Linked DNA regions of Homo sapiens: all the other regions are linked to region 1. A link is a contact called in ENCODE Hi-C data. All regions are on one chromosome and are shown on one strand. The core of a region is the stretch at or near the end of the contact, and the rest is flanking DNA. Distances in the headings are between cores, read along the strand shown.

The links. Hi-C counts contacts between places; a loop is a spot of excess contacts on that map. Pooled maps may share reads with other maps.
Region 2: a loop to region 1 is called in a pooled map, with 6 times the contacts of the local background. The contact joins the promoter of ECHDC1 here to the promoter of STX7 in region 1. A Hi-C loop is called at or near these places in 8 of 50 pooled maps.
Region 3: a map of B cell shows a loop between it and region 1 (11-fold over the local background). The contact joins the promoter of TNFAIP3 here to the promoter of STX7 in region 1. A Hi-C loop is called at or near these places in 1 of 168 maps with a recorded cell type or tissue (B cell) and 1 of 37 single-sample maps with no recorded cell type.
Region 4: a loop to region 1 is called in a pooled map, with 7 times the contacts of the local background. The contact joins the promoter of HINT3 here to the promoter of STX7 in region 1. A Hi-C loop is called at or near these places in 3 of 50 pooled maps.

The regions. Positions count from the first base shown.
Region 1 is chr6:132,510,922-132,516,927 of GRCh38, reverse strand. It overlaps STX7 (syntaxin 7), which reads left to right and starts at 3,812. Exons shown (of 10, transcript NM_003569.3): 1 at 3,812-3,921. RefSeq lists enhancers at 3,506-3,705, 4,063-4,564 and a silencer at 3,856-4,345.
Region 2 is chr6:127,342,359-127,347,942 of GRCh38, reverse strand. It overlaps ECHDC1 (ethylmalonyl-CoA decarboxylase 1), which reads left to right and starts at 4,334. Exons shown (of 6, transcript NM_001002030.2): 1 at 4,334-4,607. RefSeq lists enhancers at 2,428-3,301, 4,176-5,049.
Region 3 is chr6:137,863,399-137,869,328 of GRCh38, reverse strand. It overlaps TNFAIP3 (TNF alpha induced protein 3), which reads right to left and starts at 2,070. Exons shown (of 9, transcript NM_001270508.2): 1 at 1,787-2,070. WAKMAR2 (wound and keratinocyte migration associated lncRNA 2) reads left to right here and starts at 1,096. Exons shown (of 4, transcript NR_049793.1): 1 at 1,096-1,687; 2 at 2,445-2,746; 3 at 4,009-4,170. RefSeq lists silencers at 1,524-1,623, 1,764-1,933, 2,174-2,313 and an enhancer at 2,394-2,533.
Region 4 is chr6:125,953,086-125,958,930 of GRCh38, reverse strand. HINT3 (histidine triad nucleotide binding protein 3) reads right to left here and starts at 2,161. Exons shown (of 5, transcript NM_138571.5): 1 at 1,753-2,161. The coding sequence starts at 1,953. RefSeq lists enhancers at 939-988, 2,049-2,148 and a silencer at 1,659-1,878.

The DNA of each region.
Region 1 (6,006 bases), core at 2,563-5,062:
CAGGGGCAGGAAGCGTTCAGCACGGGAGAAAGATATAGGGTGGGAGGCTAGGCTAGTCTAGCCTTTTCACATTTTTCTGCCTGCTTTATATTTGCTGGCAGCTGATTAGATGGTGCCCACCAGATTAAGGGTGGGCCTGTGTTCTCCAGCCCACTGACTCAAATGTTAATCTCTGTTGGCGACATCTTCACAGACACACCCAAGATCAATACTTTGCATCCTTCAATCCAATCAAGTTGACACTCAGTATTAACCATCACAACAGGGTTTTGCCCCATTGCCTAGGCTGGCCTCGAACTTCTGGGCTCAAATGATCTGCCTGCCTTCGCCTTCCAAAGTGCTGGGTTTACAGGTGTGAGCCATGCTACTGTGCCTGGTGGTCCTGGCCTTTGATTTCTAAATAGCTTTTTCCAATAAAAAGAAGAAGTGCTTAATAGTAAAATGACTGATTCTAGAGCTGGAGCAGGGAGAATACAAGCTAATTTAGTTGGTACTGCTATACCAATGCTGATTTCTTAGTTTTGACAAGTGGACCATGGTTATGTAAGATGTTAACATTAAGGAAACATTAGGGGAACCTGGGTGAGGTATATACAGGAGTGCTGTACTATCTTTGCAGCTCTTCTATAAATCTAAAATTATTCCAAAATAAAGAATCGTTTAAAACATGGGGGAGAAGAAAAAATGTTTTCTAGCTAATGGGAACTACGTGAGCGAAGCACAGAAATAAGAAAACCCCTGGTTTGTGACTGGGGAGCTAGCTGCTGGGATGGAGGGGAGAGCAGACAGAGAAAGAGGAGTTATTTAAGCCAACATATTCCAAGCATAAATTTTGATGCTTGGAAAGGCAGGATCAGACCATGTGGTCCTTATATGTATAGGGACCATATGATGCATCATCTGAACTGAAGCACGTTTGAGAATGAAAGGGCATGCTCAGAAGACAGGCGGCCAGGACAACAAGCATAAACTAGGGCTGTCCTAGCAAACTAAATATATGGTCACCCTGTGTATATGCAGGGGGCTTGGACTTGATTTTGAGAGCAGTGTTTTCCATTATGCATATTTAAAAGTTTTACAGGCAAGTTCCACCATCAAATACACTCATAAAATACTGGGTAAAAGAAATTTTTACTTGTTTCTTTCCTGAACCACTTCTCAGCGTCTTTAATTTACAAATATGCTCTGTGAATCTTCAAGAATGCAATATAATATGTTTCCCAAACATTTCTTTGTAGACCAATTCCCTGATTCCTTATTTCAACCCACACAATTCCCCAGCTCTCCCCAATCTAATTATTTTGGTTTTTTTTCTTAAGAAATACAGTTCAGGGAATGCTGCAATCATGGAAATGGCATGAAGCCTGGAGCAAAGTTCTCAGATTAGAGCTTCAAATATTCAGTGGTGGCTTTGACAATAATAAAGTTGAGAAGACCTGGAGATAGAAGATCCAACAAGGAGGCTATTGCAGTGGATCAGGATGTCAACCGTGAGGGACAGAGAGAAGAGGGCACATATGAACAACACTTAGGAGGTAAAATTAGAAACGAAAATACCAGTCATCAGGAGGTAAAATTAGAAACAAATATACCGGTCATCATGCTATAATGGCCCATGTAAGATTTCCACGGGATATCTGTTTATTACCTCCATGTTCAAAAGCTAGGGCAAAATCAATTCTGTGCTTGATATATGACTAGGCACTTGTGTGATCTTAAACAGAAAACAAGTAGACTGTAGAGAGACATGGAAGGTGCTTAACAATAAGGCACAACTGAACTAACTCTTGTTTATTAAGTATTAATTTAAGCTTCCTTTTAATCTAGCATAGATTTTTTAAACCAGTTGTGGTTTTCCCACTGTATTATAAATAAAAACAAACCTTCATAAGTCAACTTGTCCTTCTCACTTACCAATAAGTCCCTGTTTGCTCTATTTACCTTTATGCGTCTTTTACTTCTTTGGCTTTCCCAGAAGATCACATAGTGGTCATGTAAAAAATATTTTTAGTTCAGTAACTATTAAATGAACCAGCAATTATCTCCTTCTATTCCCTGGAATTGCTATCCCAGACACTGGAGATACAGCAGTGGACAGTTCTCCATCCTACATGAGAGATGTTACATAGGAGGTATTTATGGTATTTATATTAATAAGGACACCACAAGTGTGCAGATAACATTCCCCACTCAACAACTTCTGGTTTCCTTCAAAATCTCTCCAAGAAGGCCCAAATCTCGCAAATTACTATTTCTGAAAATCCAAATTACAAGCTTTCAGTCATAGGTAACTTCTGCACATGGAAATGATTTATTTTGGGAGATGTGACATTATCACTCATCAAATTAGGAGACTTTTAAAGCCCTACCACTTTCAAGACACCTGGCTGAATTTAACTTGGTAGCAGCCAGATTCACAGATGGAATACTGTGTCAGGAACTCTTAGTAATTCATTTATCTTAATACTTCTAAATTTTGCAAGTTTGTCTAGACTATAATTCTTTTTTTTCCCATTTGAATACCAAAGGATGAAATCTTATTCTAAGTTTTCAAAAGACCTGGAAGGAATCCACTCATAACATATTTTAAAACAAGGAATTGGAATGAGCCCAAGATGAGGGCTCAGACAGCTAAGTTTTGGGCCCAGCATAGTCAGTAACTATCAGGGTAACTTGAAGAGGCCACTTAATCTCAGGTTCTTCTGTAGTGCATTGTACCTTCCCTCCCCGGAGCCCAGAGTTCTATCAAAGGTAATATGAATGGGTATTTGGAAAGTGCACTAAACCTCACATGGATGTAAGATCCTTTCATGTGTTCCTTCAATGATTGAAATGTTTCTTCCTACGTTCACCAGCCACTTCCTAATTCTCAAGTACAATGCACTACTTTCAGTTCTTTATTTACTTGAACTTTGTGTAACAGGTGACATCATGGACAATTCCCTCCTTTTTTCCTTCATTCTCTAGTTTACCTTTTCCTGGTTTATTTCCTATCTTGTGGGTTACTCGTTTTCAGGGTTATTCTTTCTCTGTCCATCTCTCTTAAGCAGACAACATTCCACACTTAGTGTTGGTGAGTTCCAATCAGAATTCTATCCTGGGTTTTGTTTTTTTCCACCTAAGTGCGTCTGGACTTTTGATATCACCTATCCGGGTAATCATTTTAGAAAATAGTGTTGCCTTAATATAGGCAAAGGCTAAGCCAATCTATCTTCTAATTAATTTGGAGAGGGCTTTCTTTCATTTGTAGCAATTGATGCTTTTCATCTAACAATTACAATATATTTGCATATTTATCATTGGAACTGTCTCTGCTTGTTTTAAACCCTGTGAAAACTACGCCCTGCTTTTCAGGAATGCTTAGAATGACTTGTATGTACTAGGAAAACTTGTTTACAAGTGAGCACCCAGAGATGACTCTTCACTTATTCCTTCATTGTTCCTGCTAGGATTGTGTACTCGCCTTTGCATTTTTCGATAGAGCTGTCAACGCGATCTACTGCAGTTAAAGGTTAGCAAACAAGACAGGCAAGAGCTAATGGGGCGGGGTGAAGACCCGCGTGCAAGAAGGCTGGCTTCACCAGATAAAGAAGACAACTGTCCTCCATTCTGTCCTTTTTTGCACGCAGGCTAAGAGGCGTTCACCATCTCTACGTCAGGCTTCAAAGAACAGCTCCCTTGCAATTTTGCTGATACCCCCATTCCTTAGCTTGGAACCGGAGGGGCGGTGAGGGCCGCTGTCACTCAGCCCCGCGGGCCAATAGAAAAGGGGTGAACCCCGCCTTCTTCCTGAGTTGTGCTGCGGGCATGCGCACTGGGCGTCCCCACGCCACCGCCCATCAGCTGAGAATTGCAGCTGAGGGCTCCGGGGTAGGTGGGTGACGGCGGTCGGAGGTGTAGGAGGGAGCCGTGGAGGTCCAGGTAAGAGGACCCTGGGGAGGGGGCTCCCTGGCCGGGCGACAGGGAGGCGCGGTGCCCCTGCGGCTGCTGCGCCTTCTTGTTTGTGCGCGTGGTCAGGTGGCCGCCGCCCTGCGCTCTGCAGCAGGCACTCGGGAGGCTAGGAAGGGCGGGACTGCCCCAGCTCCCGGAGCGCCTGCGGCTCCCCACGCCCCCCGGCCGGGTGCAAGGGCGCGGCGCGTTCCGCATTCCGGGTGCGCGCGGCTGTGGTCAGGTGGGCCTACCCAGCCACGCACCCGCCGCGGTCCCCTGGGCAGAGCTCCGGAGGCGCACGGCTGGCGGAGCGCACCCCGGGGAGGGCGCCAGAGCCGGCTGGGGCCCAGCTCAGGAATCCAGACACGACCAAATGACCTCTTCCTCTTTTCAACTCACGGATTGAAAAACACACTAAACTTCCCGAATATAGAGGAACTGAAAAATGTATGGCTGTAGCAGGCGAACCGTGTATGTTTATTTATTCAGAGGATCGTAGTATTGTTTTTTTAATTTGGCTTGATGACTTTAACATACTTTGACATTCTTTGAGTATACACCTTTAATTAATTTACATAAAAACCTTTAAACGTACATAAAATATTTCTAGTATTTCCTCCACCTTGTTTTCTAGTTACTTTCTTTAAATTCAGACAAAGAAAAAAAGTTGCATTTCTGATCAAATGCTGTGTGTTTTTTCCCACAAATTTCTTACATTTGTTTGGCTCTTATCTGTATACGTTAATTTTTGTTTACCTCAGATCGTTGTATTCTGACTATAATTATATATAATATATAAAACTTGCCCAGAATCTGGAAGAAAAGAAAGTAATTATGAAATGCTGTGCTATTTAATAATGTTGGAAGTGGACATTTCTTCTGCAGGTTCTCTGAGCACACCTGGGCAGAGGCTGATAACGGTGTTAAACTGTGTTTTGTGTTGTGGACAGGCCTTATAGGCTACTTTGAGAAGTTGGCCTCAGACTCGTGACTAGTTAAGAATTATGCTCTTAACTTCACAGTTTCTGTAGAGGTTAATATGATACCATATTAACTGATTAACATCATAATTTTTCCTCAGATATGTTACTTATGTTGCTCTTGATAACAAAATCAATCCTTATTTTGGTTATGACCCCAAACTTTAAGTGCTGATGATTGAAAAGTAAATTATAGAAAATATTCACAGTAAGTCTGAGTGAAGTTTGCTGTGATTCCATTTAATTTGCAAGTTTCATGTGTGAAAGTATGAAAAAAACAATCCTCGGTATTGTGAACTAAAACCAAGTAGTACAAAAGGTCAGTGATGAAAGAGCTAAGGCCAAAGAATACAGTTAATGTAGTTTTTGCAGAGGATACTTATGTAGACAGAGCACCCTCACATTCCTTGAGCATTTACTATGCACCAGGCACTGTAGATTACACAGGATGACAAGGTCATCTCTCTCCTGTTTATATTCCAGAAGTAGCTCCTGTTTGTATTCCAGAGGTGTAGGGATAAATAATAAACAGTGATTAATTCGACTTTTGAGTATTGTGAAGCAGTAAGTTAGATTGACAAAGAGTGACCAGTGGTGAGTTCTCACTTTCATATCAGAGTGGTCACAAAGGTTTCTCTAGCATGTGATGAGGCCTTGCTGGGGAGAAGGAGCCAGTCACGTGGAGATCATGGGAAGAGCCTTCTAGAAATAGGAAATGGCACCCAGCAAAGGCCCAAGGCAGCAAGAAGCCTGGGACCTTCGGTATCTGAAAGAAGGCACTGGAATTTTATGTTTTGGAAATGGTAATATTTACCCTCACGCTGGGTGTGTGTTCTTAGGAGGTGGGTACATTCATTCATTCTACAAATGTTTGTTAAGCACTTGTGATGTAGCCAGGCAGTGAGAATAGTGCAGTCCACAAAACAGACAAAAAAATGCTCACCCCCCACCCCTCAGAACTTACTTGGGGTAGAGGGTATAGAGAAGTCCAGTTGTTTATGCTGATGCTAATGATTAAGAAAGTGAAATTGACTACTTCTTTGCCCAGGGTAGATTTATAGAGCATGAGATATATGCTAAATGGAAATCTTAAGGA
Region 2 (5,584 bases), core at 3,085-5,584, 5.2 Mb after region 1:
AAAAAAAGAAAGGATGGGAAGGAGGAAAAATAAGGCTAACAAGGCATTTGAACTCAATAAGCTTACATTAATAAAAATTATCATGATAGAATATAATGCAACAATAAATGATATACATTGTGGTATAACATTTTGATATTTCTTTCTCATACCTAGAACTATAACCAATTCAGTCTAAAGCACGTGTTGTTTCAGGGGAAAGATAGCTGTGATTGGGTTACAAATGTTTTCATAAAACTCATACCAGGGACAAGTGAAGAAAATCATAATATCTGAGTCTGGTTTATCTTCTTCCCATCCCCGCTTTTTAGAGTAAAAAGGTATTTTGTGCTTCAGAGAGAAAACCCCTTAAAAACTTATTGCATTGAGTCTAGGCCACAAACAACAGATTGAAAATAGAATACATGATACTCAAAGCTGAAATATATAAAAAAAAAAAAGTAAAATCACATCACACGGTAGTGTTGAAACATTCAAGTGTGTAAATACATGTCGACATCCTTTGTTCAGAATGAGGAAATACTTGAAGTGTAAAAACTTATTACTAATCATTGTTTCTCAATTTTGACTTAAGGGCTATTTGTTCAGAATAAAATATATGGAACTAAGGCCAAGAATTTGTATGTTTACCTAATGTGACTTGTGTTTGCCAATGTTTGAGAACCTCAGTGTTTGTCAAGAGGCCTAGGAATTCATAAACATAACAAAAGTAACTGGCTTTACCTTAACCTAATATGCCAACTCCCAAAATTATGCCAAACTTGCTTTACTTGTCATCATAGCACTTAATACCCCCCAACATTATATATTTTTGTTTCATTTTTGACACATAACAATTTTACTTATTTATGGGATATGGTGATATTTTAATGTTATTTAGCAAAACCATCACCTCATGTATTTACCATTTCTTTGTAGTGAGAACAACCAAAATCTTTTCTAGCCATTTTGAAACAATGTTGTTAACCACAGTCATCCTACTGTGCAATAGACCGCCAGAATTTATTCCTCCTAACTGTAACTTTGTACCCACTGATTAATCTCTTCTCAGCCTCTGATAACCACCATTTTATTTCCCACTTCTATGAGATCAACTTCTTTGGATTCTACACCTGCATGAGATCATGTGATATTTGTCTTTCTGTGCCTGGCTTATTTCACTTAATGTTCTCCAGGTCCATCTATGTTGCCACAAATGACAGGATTTCATTCCTTTTAATGGCTGAATAGTATTCCATTGTATGTATATACCACATTTTCTTTATCCGCTCATCCACTGATGGACACTTAGGTTGATTCCATATCTCGGCTCTTATGAACAGTGCTGCAATAAACATGAGAGTGCAGATATCTCTGCAACATACTGATTTTACTTCCTTCAGATATATACCCAGGCGTGGGATTGTGGGATCATATGGCAGTTTTGTTTTTAATTTTTTGAGGAACCTCTATACTGTTTTCTATAATGGCTAGAGTAATTCAAATTCTTTTGTTTATTTATTATTTTTTTGAGACGGAGTCTCGCTGTGTCACCCAGGCTGGAGTGCAGTGGTGTGATCTCGGCTCACTGCAGCCTCTGCCTCCCAGGTTTAGCTGGGACTACAGGCATGTGCTGCCATGCCTGGCTAATTTTTTTGTATTTTTAGTAGATAAGGGGTTTCAGCATGTGGGCCAGGATGGTCTTGACCTCCTGACCTCGGGATCCGCCCACCTCAGCCTCCCAAAGTGCTGGGATTACAGGCGTGAGCCACTGCATCTGGCCAGTAATTTACATTCTTACCAACAGTGTATAAGTATTTCTCTCCACATATGCATGGGCATGTTATTTTTTGTCTTTTTGATAATAGCCATTCTAACAGGTATGAGGTGATATCTCATTGTGGTTTTGATTTGCATTTCCCCTATGATTATTTTTATTTATTTTTAATTTTTTAAAAATGTATGTATTTGTTTTTGAGAGTCTTGCTCTGTCACCCTGGCTGGAATGCAGTGGTGTGATCATGGCTCACTGCAGCCTCAAGCTCCTGGGCTCCAGTGATCCTCCCACCTCAGGCTCCTGAGTAGCTAGGACTATAGGTGTATGCCACATTGCCCAGCCAATTGTGATTTTTTGTAGAGACAGGGTTCTGCCATGTTGCCCATGGCTGGTCTTGAACTTCTGGGCTCAAGCAATCCACCTGCTTGGCCTCCCAAGGTGTGGGATTACAGGTGTGAGTCACTGTGCCTGGCTGAGCATTTTTTCATATATTTGTTAGTCATCATCATGTTTTCTTTTGAGAAATGTCCATTCAGGCCTTTTGCTCATTTTTAAATTGGATTTTTTTTTTTTTTTTTTTGGCTATTGAGTTGACTTCTTCATATACTCTGGATATTAACCCTTTGTCAGATATATAGTTTGCAAATATTTTCTCCCATTCTGCAGGCTGTCTTTTCACTCCGTTGATTATACATATTATGTATTTACTTATCTTTCATTGTCCACCTACCCCACTATATAGAGTTTAACTTGGATATTTTCCCAAAGTGTTAAAAAGAAAGATGGAAAATGGGAGCCAGAAATAGAAAGCCCACTGAGTACTACAGTTATCACTGAGAAAGAAGAATGAAAGTTATTACTGAAAAATAAAACTGAAGAAACCTCTCAGATGGGCCTGGTGCCTGGGTCCATGGGGACAAAAGTGGAACATCAGTCTAGCAGTCTAGTCTGGTGCTGGGGAAGACCTAAAGCCTGATTCTTCAGAGGCCATCATGGAGGCTGGGTTTGTGGGTGGTAGCCTGTAGGCTAGGCCCTCTGGGGTAGTTCTGGTGCCAGGGTCTACTGGGGTAGACCTGGACCTTGGGTTTGTTGGAGCAGGCCTGGAACCTGGGTTCACTGGAACCTGGGGCTGTAGGGACCAGCAGTCAGTGGACCTAAAGCCTATATCCACTGGTGCCAACCTGGAGACTGGGGCTGTAGGGCCCAACCTGGTGTTGGAGCCTGGTGCCTGAAACTATGGGGACCAACATGGGGAATGGAGTGGGCATAGATCTAGGCGCCATGGAGATTAGCCTAGCATTGGGGTGATCTTGGAGTCTCAGTGAAATGGCTCAGTGATCTTGGAGTCTCATTTTATAACAAACTAGAATTAAATACAGTACTTCTAATAATGACTTCTTCCAATTAGTCCAAACTGGGCTCCCACTTATTCCCTATCATACACATCTCCGTATCGTAAAACTATCCTCCCTGTTCGGCGCGTTGGCACATTCTGTTCCTCCGACTAGAATATTCCCTGTACTTATTCAAATCATACCTATGACCACTGCAGAACTCCAGGAACATGACCATCCCATCTAAACCCCTGCGTTCAGAGACTTGACCAAACTCTAGCAAGCTTTAGCAGCATAAGGCCCTGTGCCCAGGGCGACTGCCTCAGAAAGCTTAACTACGTGATGTAACCAGCACACAACTGATGATAGGTCTCTGACATCCCTTTCTTAGAACGTTTACTAAAGGGCTTGCAATTGTAAAGACTTATTTCTTGCCACTCAGAAGTTCTCTCTCAAGGACCAGAGAGTCATTCCTTTGAAATGTAATCGAGAAGGATAAAATCCTCCGTAGGAGGATAGAATCCTGCGGTAACTGTTAAAACGCGCGCACACACAAACACACAGCTGGCCTAATCACATTTACACTAACAACTCTGTAGGTTCACTTTCTCTACTGAGCGCCCGCATATCCCCTTTCTCCTTTTAAAACGTCCCTTTAAAAATGCCCAGATGATCTCTGCACGAATCGAAATAGAGCTCAGCTCTTTCCTGTCAGTAGTTAACTGAATGTTTTCACCGCTTTAACGTCCAGCTGCGCTTATCTTTGACATCGACTACCTAAGGTCTACCTTTAGTCCCACGACTCTGACAAAATGATCTCAATATTGGTGTAAAATCACCTCCCCTTTCAAGGGTCTTCCAAAGCACTTCCTGTCTGCGGCATACAAAATGTATTGGCACGGAATTTTAAGCTTACTGAGCTTTATAAACACGTCACATTCACACATTCAAGACACACACTGGATATTCGGATAAAAACAAACAAACAAAAAACTGGCTAAATACCCATTCCCCTCAATAACTTGGATAAGATACCTAAAAAAGGTCGACCTTCGGTACCTTTCTGTCTTCTCCCCTCTCGCTATTTGCCTACACTGGCTTCCTCACCTCCACTTTTTCTCACGTTTATCTGAGCGAAAACAAGCACGGTTCGGCAGCCTCCTTTCCCAGCCCTACCTTTGTGCTGCAAAAGCGAAAATTCAAAAGCCAAGTACAATAGGAGACCGCCCACCCTGGCTCCCTCGTGACACGAGGGAGCGCGAAGCGGAGGGCGCCTCGCGGCAGGAGCGGGATTTCCGGGGTCACGGGAACCGGCAGGGGAACGGGATAAAGTTCCCGGAGAAAGGAAAGGAGAGCGTGGGATAGTAAAAGAGAAGACGCGGAGAAGAGGAGAGGACCTACAAGAACGGAGGACAGGGGCGCACGATGGTCCCGGGGGGAGCGGAAACAAAGGCACGCAAAACGGAAAAGCGTGTGTAGGGGAGCGGAAAAGGAAGTCACCACCGTGGCCTGCGACGGTAAGTGGTCGTAAGGGTTGGTCTTAGCGCTTCAGTTTAGTGTTGTCAGTGGGAGAATCCTAAAATGTCGCCGTGGAATGGACTGTACCGCTCGCTTCTCCAAACGTGTCCCAGACGGCGAGCCTCCCCGGCTCCGCGGCTTGTCCCTTGCAAGCGCCGCGCAGGCCTGCCCCGCGCTGGACGTGGAGACGCGGTGCCGAGCGCCACGGGCCGGCTGTGCGCCGGCCGGGGAAAGAGGGCGAGGGGAAGAGATGAATCGGTCTTCCCAGAGCGCGCCGCGAGGTCGCGAGATTACACTTTAAAAAGCATGAGGAGGCTTGCTTTCTACATGCTGATTTAATTTCGGAATACATTCGAGGCCCTGTGCTAAGTTAGGTAATGTTCCCTATAATTGTCTTTTATGTATAAGTTGTCTTGCCTAACTAAAACTTTTCTTACTTGTATCGTGCAGCCAACTTTTCAAGAACGAAAGATGAGCAACTCCTTTCTGGTAGAGGTTCTTTCATTGGAGAATTTTTGAGCTACAATAATCCTTTTAACGCTGCGCACACATACAGGGATTACACGTGTAGGGGATTAAAAACACAGTTAAGTTTAGGTTGAAGGTGCTGTTAAGGACTTCAGGCAACATTAAATCAACACTCAGTTCTTTGCTCTGTTCCACATCTGGGCTCCTGTATAGCAGTTGTTGCTCTAGGTGCTAGAGGTATGCAGAGGAACTGGACAAGGGCAAGGAAAACAAAGGGCTCCTTCTTTAGAAGAGCTAGCATTCTCTTGGAACAGACAAGCTTGTGGTGAGAAGTATATTTGTGAAATCTACGAGGGGAGGGAGCAGCGCAGTAATAGAACGGGCGATCCTTTCTTGATTTTTTATTGGGTTCTGGCCTGAAAGGCGACTGTATAATCAGCTGGGATTCCTGCAATGATTAACATTCCAGGAAGGGAAGCCAGCCTGTGAAGAAGCATGGCATTGAAAC
Region 3 (5,930 bases), core at 821-3,320, 5.4 Mb before region 1:
ATCCACCCATCCACCCAACAAGCACTACCTGACCACCTACTGAAGGCCAATCACCATGCTTGATGATGGGACTAAAAGTCAAAGATGACCTTATTCCCTTCCCTGAAATTACACTACCACCTTAGTCTGCAGCTAAGGCAATGGAGTTACAGGTACTGCTCAGATCCCACAGCCATTCAGGGGCAAAGTTTTGCCTAGGAGCCAGGTCTTTCAATACCTGCCCCTTGCAATCCCACAACACCAAACCTGTGGCTACAGTGCCTGCCACAATCAGATGGAAAGAGATGGGCAGTAGGAAGATTTTAAACAAATGAGGTGTTATCTCTTTTTGCTTGCCTGACTCTTTTATTTTTCTCTTCTGAATCTAAAGATTTTTCACCAAAGATCTAAAATAGTGAGAGCTGTAAACCATAGGCAAGACATGCAAATGTCAATATCGGATACGCCAGTGTGATCTCATTGGTAGGGTTAGCCTTGCACAGCCTGTAAAACTGCCTCCTTAGAAATCAAAACCCACTGCCCAGATTTCCAGGTCTTGGACCACTCTACGCTTAAGATTAAAGAACAAATGTTTCAGATACGTTATAAGTGGCAAACAATGCAATATTACCCTTAACTTTTTTTTTTTTAACATTTGTTACCTCACTGTCTTATTTAAAGGTAGTTTCTCAACTTTTGTCACTAGGATTCCACAGAACTTCTCCGTTACTCAAACTCTTCTCCCCCTTGTTTTATTTTTCCACTCTGGGCAGACATTTTTGTCTGCATTGTGGAAATTGATGAATTATTTATCAACAAATACCTCATCCAAATTTGGGGATGTGCCTCTCCAAAAAATCAAAAATAGTACAAAGAATTGAAAAAAAAATCAAAGCAGCACCTTAAACAATGAGAATGAAGCATTCATTGGCTGCTCAATAATCTGGTACATTAAGGTTGCGGTCCAGAAGTCCCTTTAATTAACAATGGTTCTGCCAAAATGCTACCCTGAGACACTTGACCAGACTGGCTTTCCAAGGCAAGAAGATCTGAGGCGAGGAGAACCGAAAACAAAGCGGGCTCAAAAAGAGTTAAGCTCCTTCCTTACTTAATGCCACTGCTTTTCTGAGAGGCCAGGTGGCAGGATGTGGGACGACTCCAGCTGACAAAGACAGTCTAACCGTGGGGTAGGGGCTGGAGCAGGGGCCAGCGACCCACGTCTACATGCATACTTCTCTTACACTGCTGCTACTGGAAAAGCTGAACCCCGCGCCAGGACCCCAGCCCCCTGCAAGGACCCGTGAGCGTCTGGGAAGCTGTCTCTGGGACTGAAGCCCCCCACCTCCGCCGGGCTGGCGGCCACTGCGGTACCCTACGCCCCGTCGGGCTGGTCCTGCACAATTTGGGAAAAAGCCGCAGCGCTTCTGCAAGGTCTACGTGGCCATGAGCATGCAACGCTTGGCTCCAAAAAAGACACGAAAGGAGCAAAGCGCCAACGACCACCCGATCGGAGGGCCCGAGGGGCGCCTCTTCACCAGTCAGCTGCAGCTTAAGTTCCGTGCATTATCTGAAAGGAACAGCTGGCTGGAGGTATCCAGGGCTGTCACTCCAACCTCTGCAGCAGTGACCTCAACTCCCAGCACTTCAAAACCCAGACAGAAACGTCCAACAAACTCCCAGTCCAGGAGCGCTGCAAAACCAACGCCAGGTAGACGGTGCCAGCCCGGGGGTCGCTGCCCAACATGCACCCGCAGCCCTTGACTGCGGTGAGCCCGAGGCAGACGGCACGGGGAGGCGCGGCGGTTACCTCTCCGGGAGGCGCGGCGGTTACCTCTCCGGGAGGCGCGGCGGTTACCTCTCCGGGCCCCGCGATCCTTTCGCAAAGTCCCAAGTCCTGGTCAAGGCAGGAGCGCGCCGCAGGCGGGGGTCGGGGCAGGGACCGGGCGGAGGCGACGCTCCATGGACGCCTGGGGTCGGGCTCGCTCGCTGGCAGGGTCGGCTGGGGGTGTGATCTCTCTTGGCGGCCGCTCTCACCGCTCCGCCCCCGCGGGCTCCAAGCTCGCTTGGCCCGCCACGAAGACTGCAGACTGCGCAGTCTGCTTTGCCCCGTTTCAGTTGTATGCGGGTTGTAGGCCCGGGGATTTCCACGGGACTTTCCAAAGTCACGTGACTCTCTGGGTCGGGCTGCGAAGTGCGTCCAGCCGGCCGCCAGAGGGCGCAGGGGGCGAGGGGCGCGCGCGGCCTCCGCCCGACCGGGCCTGCGGGCCCCGCCCCGCCCCCTTTCCCTGCCCCGCCCCGCTGCCCCGCCCCGCCCGGTCCCTGCAGGCGCCCGGAGAAACTCCCTCGCCCCGCCCCGGGGTGTCCCCGCGTGAGTCACCTGGGCATTTCGGAAGCTGGGGTCACGTCACATCCATGTGGAAATCGCGGTGATGGGAACTGGAAATGAAATAGGTTCTTTTTCGCAGTTGTTTTTCTGCAGAAAATCATCAACTGTGGAGAAGAAGAAGGGAAATAAGAAAGAAAGAAAACCCTAAAAACCACCCTGGCGCCCGGGCCCGCAGGCCTCGGGCCGGCTCTGAAAAGTTTGGGCTGTGCACGTGATGAGCGCGTAGGCGGGAGCCCCAGACAGGACCCGGGCGGGCATTTCGAGAAAAAGCAGCGGTGACAGCCTTTGGTCCCCATCTCCATTGTTCCTGCCAGCTCTGGACCCCAGGCTGCATGAGACGTAGGTCCCAGGGGACACCCGACCCCGTGGCCCCAGTCTTAGGTAAACTTAGGAATCAGAACAACACTCACCCCTATGCCGCGCTTGCTCCATTTCCCCTTGTCTATTTCTGCTCACCAAGCATCCAGCTGACATTGCATTCAAAGCAGCATTTCAGCTTAGAAATCGCTTCTAGTCCATCACGGTGCTTGCCATGTGTCTCCAAGGCTTTATTAGGTGTGTTTTTAGTTGTCCTGATAATCAGTTCACCCCAGGGTGCTGATGGCTGATAATACTGGCGCTTCCCTCCCTACCCCCATGCGTTGCACAGGGAGGGTGAGTCATGTGGAGATGGATGCAGCCCCCTGGGCAGTGGGGGTGCAGGTGCTGTGCAGGGAGGAGTCTTAGGGCGTTTTTACTGTCTTACTGCCCTCTAAGCACGGGACCCTTTGGATCATTTACTAGATTGGCTAAACTAGAACCGGATGGAAATATTCTGTACTATGGTCCCCTTAATTACATTTAAGAATACTTGTCAGGCCATATATCACAGGTTTTTAATTAGAAAAGTATCCTCCTCTCGCCAGTAAGGACTTGCAGAGATGGGGGTGGGGGCTGGATGGAGGGTGGCACTTTTTTGGCAAAAAGAAGTTTGGAGCAGAGTGTCACTAGTGGCCTCTCTGAAGACTGGTCCTCGTCTTTTAAAACCGATGGCTGGAATTTCTTCCAGTTCCAAACCTCTTGTTATTTGTCCTCTCTTCTTGTTCACAAATGTGCTATCAACATTCAAACAATGGATAGTCAGCTATCCATTGTAAATGGACCTTGCTGGAGTCCAGGGCTAGCAGAAATGACAGGGTCTAAAATGACATTTATCAAGTACTTGCTATATGCTTATATATGCTTTTTATATGAAGGTTAAGAAGCTTGAGGCATTTGCCCAGTTTCCACAACCAAAAGGGGCAGAGTCGCCAGTGGCATTAAGCCTGTGTTACTCCAAAGCCCATAATGACCAGTCTTACTAGACCATTCCTCTCAGGAAAGATCCTGTGAGACAGGTACTCTTTTGGTGTCCTGTCTCCCAGCCTCTCAAAACAGCCAAACACGGACCTTAGACAGAATGCGGCTTCAGAGGTAGAAGGGTCTTGGTTTCACCTTCAGGAAACCTCCTGGGTTTCAGTTGAGCTGGCAGAAGAAGATCATGTATCTGAAAGACCCTGCATGGAATGTTAATCCTCACACCACTCTCCTGCTGGTGCTCCTTTGTAAACAGAGTTGGCCTGTTTCCTCTCATCTCTGGCTCCATGACTTCAATCCTCCTGCAGCTTCCACTGCCCCTATCTGGCTCATGTCTTGCTGTCTGGTGTCATGAACTGGGAGTGCAGTAAAGAGGAGTGACAAGCCTGAGGGGCCACGTTCATACCTGCCACTGCCAACTGTCCTGATGTAACTGCTTTGTCATCTTGCCTGCCAGGATTTGTGACAAGGTAATAGCAGTCAGATGCAGGAGTGGTCTATAGCCCTGGATTATGTTCGAACTCCACTTTCCATGATTCTACTGCTGGGCTTGTGAATTGCCACTCCCACCACCAGGCGGTCTTTACTGTCCTTTCCACCTTCTAAATCAGCGCTGTGTTGGGCTGTACCCTTGCCTTTTCCCCTTCTATTATGTAACACATGGACAAGACCAATGACAATTTTCTTGGTGAATCAGAAGGAAAGAAAAGAAGAGAAGGAGAGAGTATAGATGGAATGCCTTCTTATGAAAAAAAGGAGAAATACAATTTGGGGAGATTTGTTGAATAAGTTGAAACCAAAGAGATATAGAATGCTGAAAAGCCTTGAAGGAGATTTAATTTGAGCTATAGGCCTTGTCAAGATGGACAGAACTCTTTAAAGAAGAGAATATTTATTAACATTTAGTAGACACTTAGGAGAAAAAATATGTCTCCTTATTAGATGAAAAAGGAATTCTGATTATGTGAAATATTTTTGGAGAGTTCCTAAGTTACGTGCCATTTTGACACCAATGCTGGGGTTTATGGGTCATGAACTATGTAAAATGAGCACACATGACCTCTTGGAATTAAACGGTTCCCGTGAGACTGTGCTTGCAGCCTGTATCCCTGTACCATGCAGTAAAAAAGATGTGCTTGCCCAGATGGGGGGAGCAGGAAGAACCTGATGAAAGAGAGCACCACGTGTGACAAGTGAGAGGAGACCCTGCTGAGCTCAAACATATTTCATGAGCCTTTCTTAATCAAGAATCAGCAACAGTTGATTGGTTGTTGATTCTTTTTTTTTTTTTTGAGACGTCGTCTTGCTCTGTCGCCCAGGCTGGAGTGCAGTGGCGCGATCTCAGCTCACTGCAAGCTCCGCCTCCCGGGTTCACGCCATTCTCCTGCCTCAGCCTCCCGAGTAGCTGGGACTACAGGCGCCCGCCACTACGCCCGGCTAATTTTTTGTATTTTTAGTAGAGACGGGGTTTCGCCGTGTTAGCCAGGATGGTCTCGATTCTCCTGACCTCGTGATCCACCCGCCTTGGCCTCCCAAAGTGCTGGGATTACAGGCGTGAGCCACCGCGCCTGGCCCCTGGTTGTTGATTGTTAATTAGCATGCGTCTGCAGTCCCAGCTACTCGGGAGGCTGAGAGGGAAGGGTCCTTTGAGTCCGGGAGTTTGAGTCTATCCTGGGCAACATAGTAAGACCCATGTTTCTAAAAATTAAAAAAATAAAAAAGAAGAAATTATGTATTTTTAATAATCAGTGACACTCTCTTTCTGAGACTGTACAGAATTCCAGGGCATGGCAGTCATGGGCCAAACTAAAACTGGACCTTTTGTGTCTTTTGTACAATTGCCCCCTCCCCTTTTCCCTGCACTGTGCTCTATTGGAAAGGCAGATTCATAGAAAACATATTGGGAAGCAGCCTTAGGTAACTATGGCAGCTTAGTTATTGTAGGGTAGCTTTGAATCATGTTTCAGATTTTCAAATTCTGCCTCAAACATTACTAAAGGGTAACGTTTGCACATTCAAGGCCACTACAAGGGCTAGTTCTGAGAATAAAGAGAAGCTTTCTGTGGATTATAACCGTGAGAACTGGGATAATGATGTCATAAATTTCATCATCCTATGAATGCCAAATTCTACTGAATGTTGCTTCTTATCTAGGGACCTCAGATCCTTTACATGTGTTATCTGGACTGAATGGAGAAACCCAAGACCCACCATGGTGGAGGGACAACTG
Region 4 (5,845 bases), core at 912-3,411, 6.6 Mb after region 1:
TTTCCTTATCCTCTTATATCTAAATCAGGGTTTCTAAACCTTGGCACTTCTGACATTTTGAGGGCTGGATAAGCCTGTTTTATGTGTGTGTGTTGATGGGGTGGTGGGGGTGCTGTCCTGTGCACTGTACCATGTTAATAGCAACCCTGGCTTTTATCCATTATTTAGGTCCCAGAAGCAACCCCTAGAAGTGCCAGAAGTTGTTACAATCAAAAGTATCTCAATACATTGCAAAATGTACCCTGGGAGGGCAAAATTGCCCCCAGTTGAGAATCACTGACCTGTATCCATCAAGTCCTCCCTGTTTTACCTCCTGAATACTGTATCCCTTAAATTGATATACTTTTCATAATCTCCTCTACCACATTCTCATTTCAGGCCATCATCAGGGTAGATTAATCTACTAGCCTTCTAACGGGTCTCCATACCTCCAGACTGGTCTCCTCCAAATCATTCTCCACAATGATGCCAGAATGACCTTTCAAAGATCAACCCCCTTCCTATAACTCCGCAACATCTTCCTCCCAACCCACCATTAAACATTGTGAAGTTTCACTTTGCTCTTCAGATAAAGACAAATTCCTTCACATGACTTCCAACACACTTAATAATCTGGTCCCTTGTTTACCTCTCCAGCCTCGCCTTTCATCCTCTCAAACTCTATGCACTAGTTAGACAATTTCTGTTAGTTTTTCTATCACACAAACTGAACCTCTCGGGGGGTCTCTCAACCTGGGACATTATTCTCTCCATTTCCTCATCTGATCAACTCCTACTTATTTCTTCATGTCTCATTTCCTCTGGAAAGCCTTCCCTAATTCTTCAGAGCTGGGTTAGATGCTCCTCCCACAAGCTTACAAAATACTGTAAAATCACCTGACCACAGCACGAGGCATTGTAACTGGCTACCTCCTCTGTATACATTCCGCCCTTTAGATTGTAAAATCGGGACACAGACTGTCCCTTATCTTGCTCAAAAACCTCCAAAACAAGGTGCTTAGAAGGAATTATATTTATTTTTTAAAAAATAAAGGAATGTTTACTACAAAAGACACAATCTTTGGAGCTAATTCTCTCAAAAAGTTGTTTCTATATGGACAAGTAAAACCAACAGAATAAAGTGTGTGCCAGATTATCCGTTTAAAAATATCTGGGCAAAGTCTTCATGCTCTGAAAATGTCCACGCATCCCAACTGACAGTGGAATTCAGAGGCAATTCAATAATAGTTTGACCTCAGACCCACTCCCTCCAGCCTATTTTCTGCCAATCTAACAAACAGCTTTCCACAATTATCATTACCTATTTTCTACTAGTTTTCTCATCAGTATCGGTATTAGAGTGTGCAGGATTTAAAATCAGTATCTTGAAGGTGGAGAAGAATCCTTGTAATAAAAGCAGAGGCCACAAAATGTTATTTGTACCAACTACCTGGGTACCTGCAAACATAGGCCAAAGCATTCGGCCCTGTCATTCACTCTTTGCCCCTGGGAACAGCAAAGATACCGCTGGAGCCACTGCCTGTCAGTCCCCTAGGAGTGAGTCTGTCATCAGCACCCGGACCCTGCAGAAAGGCCCGTAGTGGGCGTATCCCCAGCTTCCCCGAGCCCCATCCACACAGAGCGGCCCTGCCTCTGCGAGCTGAGTAGCGATCGGGATCCTCTGCACCCGCTCCACAACGGCGAGGCCTCCCTGCCGGAGCTCCGAGGGGCGGCCAGGTCCTCACCCACCCCCGGCCGCGCGTCGCCGCCCACCTCGCAGTGCAGGAGTTCGGTGCCCGGGTCCTGCCGCCCCGCGATCCGGCAGAACACGCAGGTGCTGTCGTAGTCCTTGGGCTCTGGTGACTTGCCAGCGGCTTCACAGGTCCCCACTGAGGAAACCGTAGTTTCTGCAGTCGCCGAGGCCTCACAGTCGGGGGCCAGGCCGGCGCTGCGGTTCACCTGTTCCTCCGCCATTGCACCCGCCCCTCGCGGCCTAGAGCCTCGGCCTCTCCAGGGCTACCGGGCCCGCGCAGTCTCCGCGTCCCGCACCTCCTCCGTTTTACCTCGAGACGTCGCCCCTCGCCTGACGCTGGGCGGTGATCCAGGCTTTGGGGAGAGGGAAGGAGACGCGGTGAGGAACTTCAAAGCCGGAGGCCGGCCTCAAAACCGGCTGCCACTAGAGGGCGCGCAATGGCGCTGCCGAGAGTCGTCCTGACCCCTGCGCCTCGTTGGTAATGACGCACGACGTCTGCCAAGTCGCAGAGCGCCCAGCGCGTCGTGGTGACATCACAGAGGCGCGGGAGCGTTTGACATAATGGAGCTTGTTGGGTGTTCTGGACAGGCGTTCTTCAAAGCCCATAGTATAGCGTGTCCAAATATTGTATTACGCTGCCGTTTTTTTAAAAAAAAAAACAAAAAGTTTTTTAAAGTTTGATTTTTAAAATTCGTAGGTTTTTAAAGAATGAGCAAAATTCCTAAAGCCTTGTTTTCAACAGACATCATGTTTGCTGCTTTTTCAGCCACGATAATTGTAGGAGTTTAAACTCAAAATGTCCAAAACTGACCTTTACATCTCTGTTGACTTTTTATTGTTGTTAACAGCACAGTTAGATCAAACTAGCGACCTTTTTTTTAATCTCACATTCCTCATATACAAGTAGATGTGGAGTCCTATAGTCAATACTCTGAAATATCCCAGAAATTCAATGCCAGTGCCTCATAATGCCTCACCTAGACCAACGCAATCACCTTCTAACTTACTTATTGATTTTCCTGTCACTCAGACAAAACCTTCTGTAACTATGTGCTCAAAGAAAAAGTACCAGTTCCTTAGCTTGGTGTTCAAGGTGGACTCTGATTTGACCTCAGCTTTTCGTTTTGTGATACTTCCCACTTGCTGAGCATCTAAAACATGCCATATATTTCTCTAATTGTCAAAAAACGCAAGGTTGGTTTTATAACCACCGCTCTAGAGATGAAGGACCAAACTCAGAGTTGCCCAGTCCCACACAACTAATTAATAGTGACAGAGTTTAAGATCAAGGTTTGTCTAACTCCAAAACCCACCAACCTTTTTGACATACAGCACTCCTTTTTTAACACCAAAAAATTTGTTGGACTAGCTCACTATAGTAGTTACACCCTTGGTATTTGCTGATTTAGAAAATACATAACAAATTGGGAATTCAGTAATGATTTTTAATGGATTTATGTTGTAATAAAAAGTGGTTGTATGTGTTTTGAATTGTTGTACATATACATTCAAGACATTTTTCATTCCTTTTTGTAGTTGGCCCGTAGTTTGGGGAACCACTACAATAGCTTCACTGCCTTTCAGCACCCCAAAGCAGAGTTCAGAATCAATACATTAGAGTTTTGCCAAATTTTAGTATTCACAATTTCCATGCCTGTACTACACCTTCACATCACTGCTTTTATTCACACAGTTCTCTCTCAAATATTCTTGTTTCCATCTCTTCACTCCAAATTCTACCTTCCAAGCCACCCCTCCAATGCTACCTCCTTCATGAAATTTTCTTTAGCCAAACTGACATAAGCACATCCTCTTGCAAATTCATATAACAGGTTTTCAATATTTCTCTTGTAGGATTTGTCTCTTTGTATCTTATAGCTATTTATGTACTTATTTATCCTGCTAGGAATTATGTTTCTTGGCAACAAGATTGGGTGTGTGAATCTTCCATAATGCCTAGTACAGTTGGAACAGGAATTAAAGAATATGTAAGCAAAAACTCAGTTGTATGTAAGAAAACCCAGTTCCCCCTGAGGAGGAGAAAGAGGTAGAGTCCTTTAAAAATTAACTGCCTGTTTTTCTATCTGTGGCTAGTGAGCCTTATCTCTCCCTTTCCCAGGCATTGTGAAGACCCTGTTTCTCTAGCTGTGCAGCTGCAAAGTCACTAGACAGATAAACTCAAGTCATAAAATATGTTTTTCCTTGAAAAGTAAGAAATTATGTAATGCATATCTCAATTAAATAACTGTCATTTTTCTTACTTCTGTAATATGCTTCCCCCTGCACAGATCTCCCCCCAACTGCCCCCTGCCCACGAAATGCTTAAAAGGTAACCTGACCCTTTGTTCGGGGCTCAGCGGATGTTAATCTGACTGTGCCGGTGCACCTAAATAATAAATCCTCCTCAACCCCTCGGTCTTTCTGATTCCTAAATAATCCTGCAACACAGTGCTTTGCATGGAGGTAGACATTTAACAATTTTCTAATGAAGAATGGTTAGGAGCAAGGTCACAGCATGAGAGTGTTCAGGTTTCACAGTGTGCAAGGATACTACAGATAAGAGTGTGCTGATTCATATCATACACATGTATTAACTTATGGAAAAGCACATACAGAACTGGAGATTCCAGGCTAAGTTCTGGAGCGGTGGAAAGCTGATTTGTATATAAACCCCCATTGGGTGCATATGGCCACACACATACAGTTAGGAGACCATTCACTTACACACTAGCACACACACCAGCATAAGTTGCATCTGTTCTGACTGCACTCCTAGTGACACCTGAGATTTCTTCTCTCACTTACCTGGGACTTTCCAAGGCTTGCTTCTCATTCCTCAGCTTTGAACTTGATAATTTTCCCACTTTGGAAGTGAGGGGAGCAACATGAAGTACTTGAAAATTGTGTAGACGATGTGTCCTGTGTGGAAGCAGGCAAAAATACAGGCACTTGTATGTACATAGGCAGGACTACTGCCAGTGGGTGTTCTGGATAACCCTCCTGGGGAACAGCCATTCCAGTTCCATAACAATATACTAACTTAAAATCTGCTTGTGAAATCAGGTGCTATTGGCTAACTTCACAGGGCTACCATATGGGCTAGCAGGAGCCCTGCTTCAGAGCAGGCTCTGGAGTCAGACTACTCTACAACTTACCATCTGCAAAAACTTGGGCTATGTTATTTTCCTTTCTCTGCTGAGACACAAATTATTTATCTTCCTGTGCGGAGGTTTTCTGTTCATTCATCTATAAAATGGGGATAATAATGATGCCTAATGCGTGATCATGTTGCATGTAGAGTTGTCACCGATGCTTCAGGTGGTGCTTCACCAGCTGGAAACCCCTGTGGCCAGCAGCCCCTCTGCTTGAGTTTTGCTCATGCCCACTGGGCTTGTTCCACCCACTCGGACCAGCAGGCTGCGCTCAGCTCACACAACCAGCCTTGGATCCCACACCTGCCAAAGGCAAGCCAGGTGCAGAGCAGCGAGGGGTGTGTGTGCAAGCACGCTGTTTGGCCACTGCACACAGCCAGGCATGCTGGCTGCTGCGGAGGGGCAGGCAGCTCCAGGCACCCGCACAGGTGCTGACTCTGTATGAGGTTGCGGCTGGACCAGACGTACCGCAAGCGGCTTCCACTGCGGGCACCAGCATCTGGATGAGGGAAATGTGGTGATGCTGGAAAGCTCAGAGATGCCAGGAACCACAAAGCCCCAAAGAGGGTGTTACAGTATGTCACAGCCCTGGCTCAGGGAGCTCCAAGATCTGGGCTCCAAGAAGGGCCACAGCTCTTCTCTCCTTCACATCTACTGCAGCGCAGCAAGTAGGGGTTCATGTTCGGGGTTGGGGAGTGTGTTTCAGCTGATTTGTGTAAAGACTCTTTCAGTCCCATTGCCCTGCTCTGGCCCATGACTCCTGGGCTGGCCCTGCCCCTCCACTGCTTCTTGTTGCATGGGGTGGCCACCTGGCACCAGCAGAGGGCAGGAAGGCTACAGTGTTACAGCTCTGGCACAGGGATTCCCAAGGTCTGGGCCCCCAGAAGGGTTGTTACGTTTCACTCCTGCAGCCAGTACCATGCCACCGCCTGCAGCTCAGCAAGCTGGCCAGGAAAGTGTT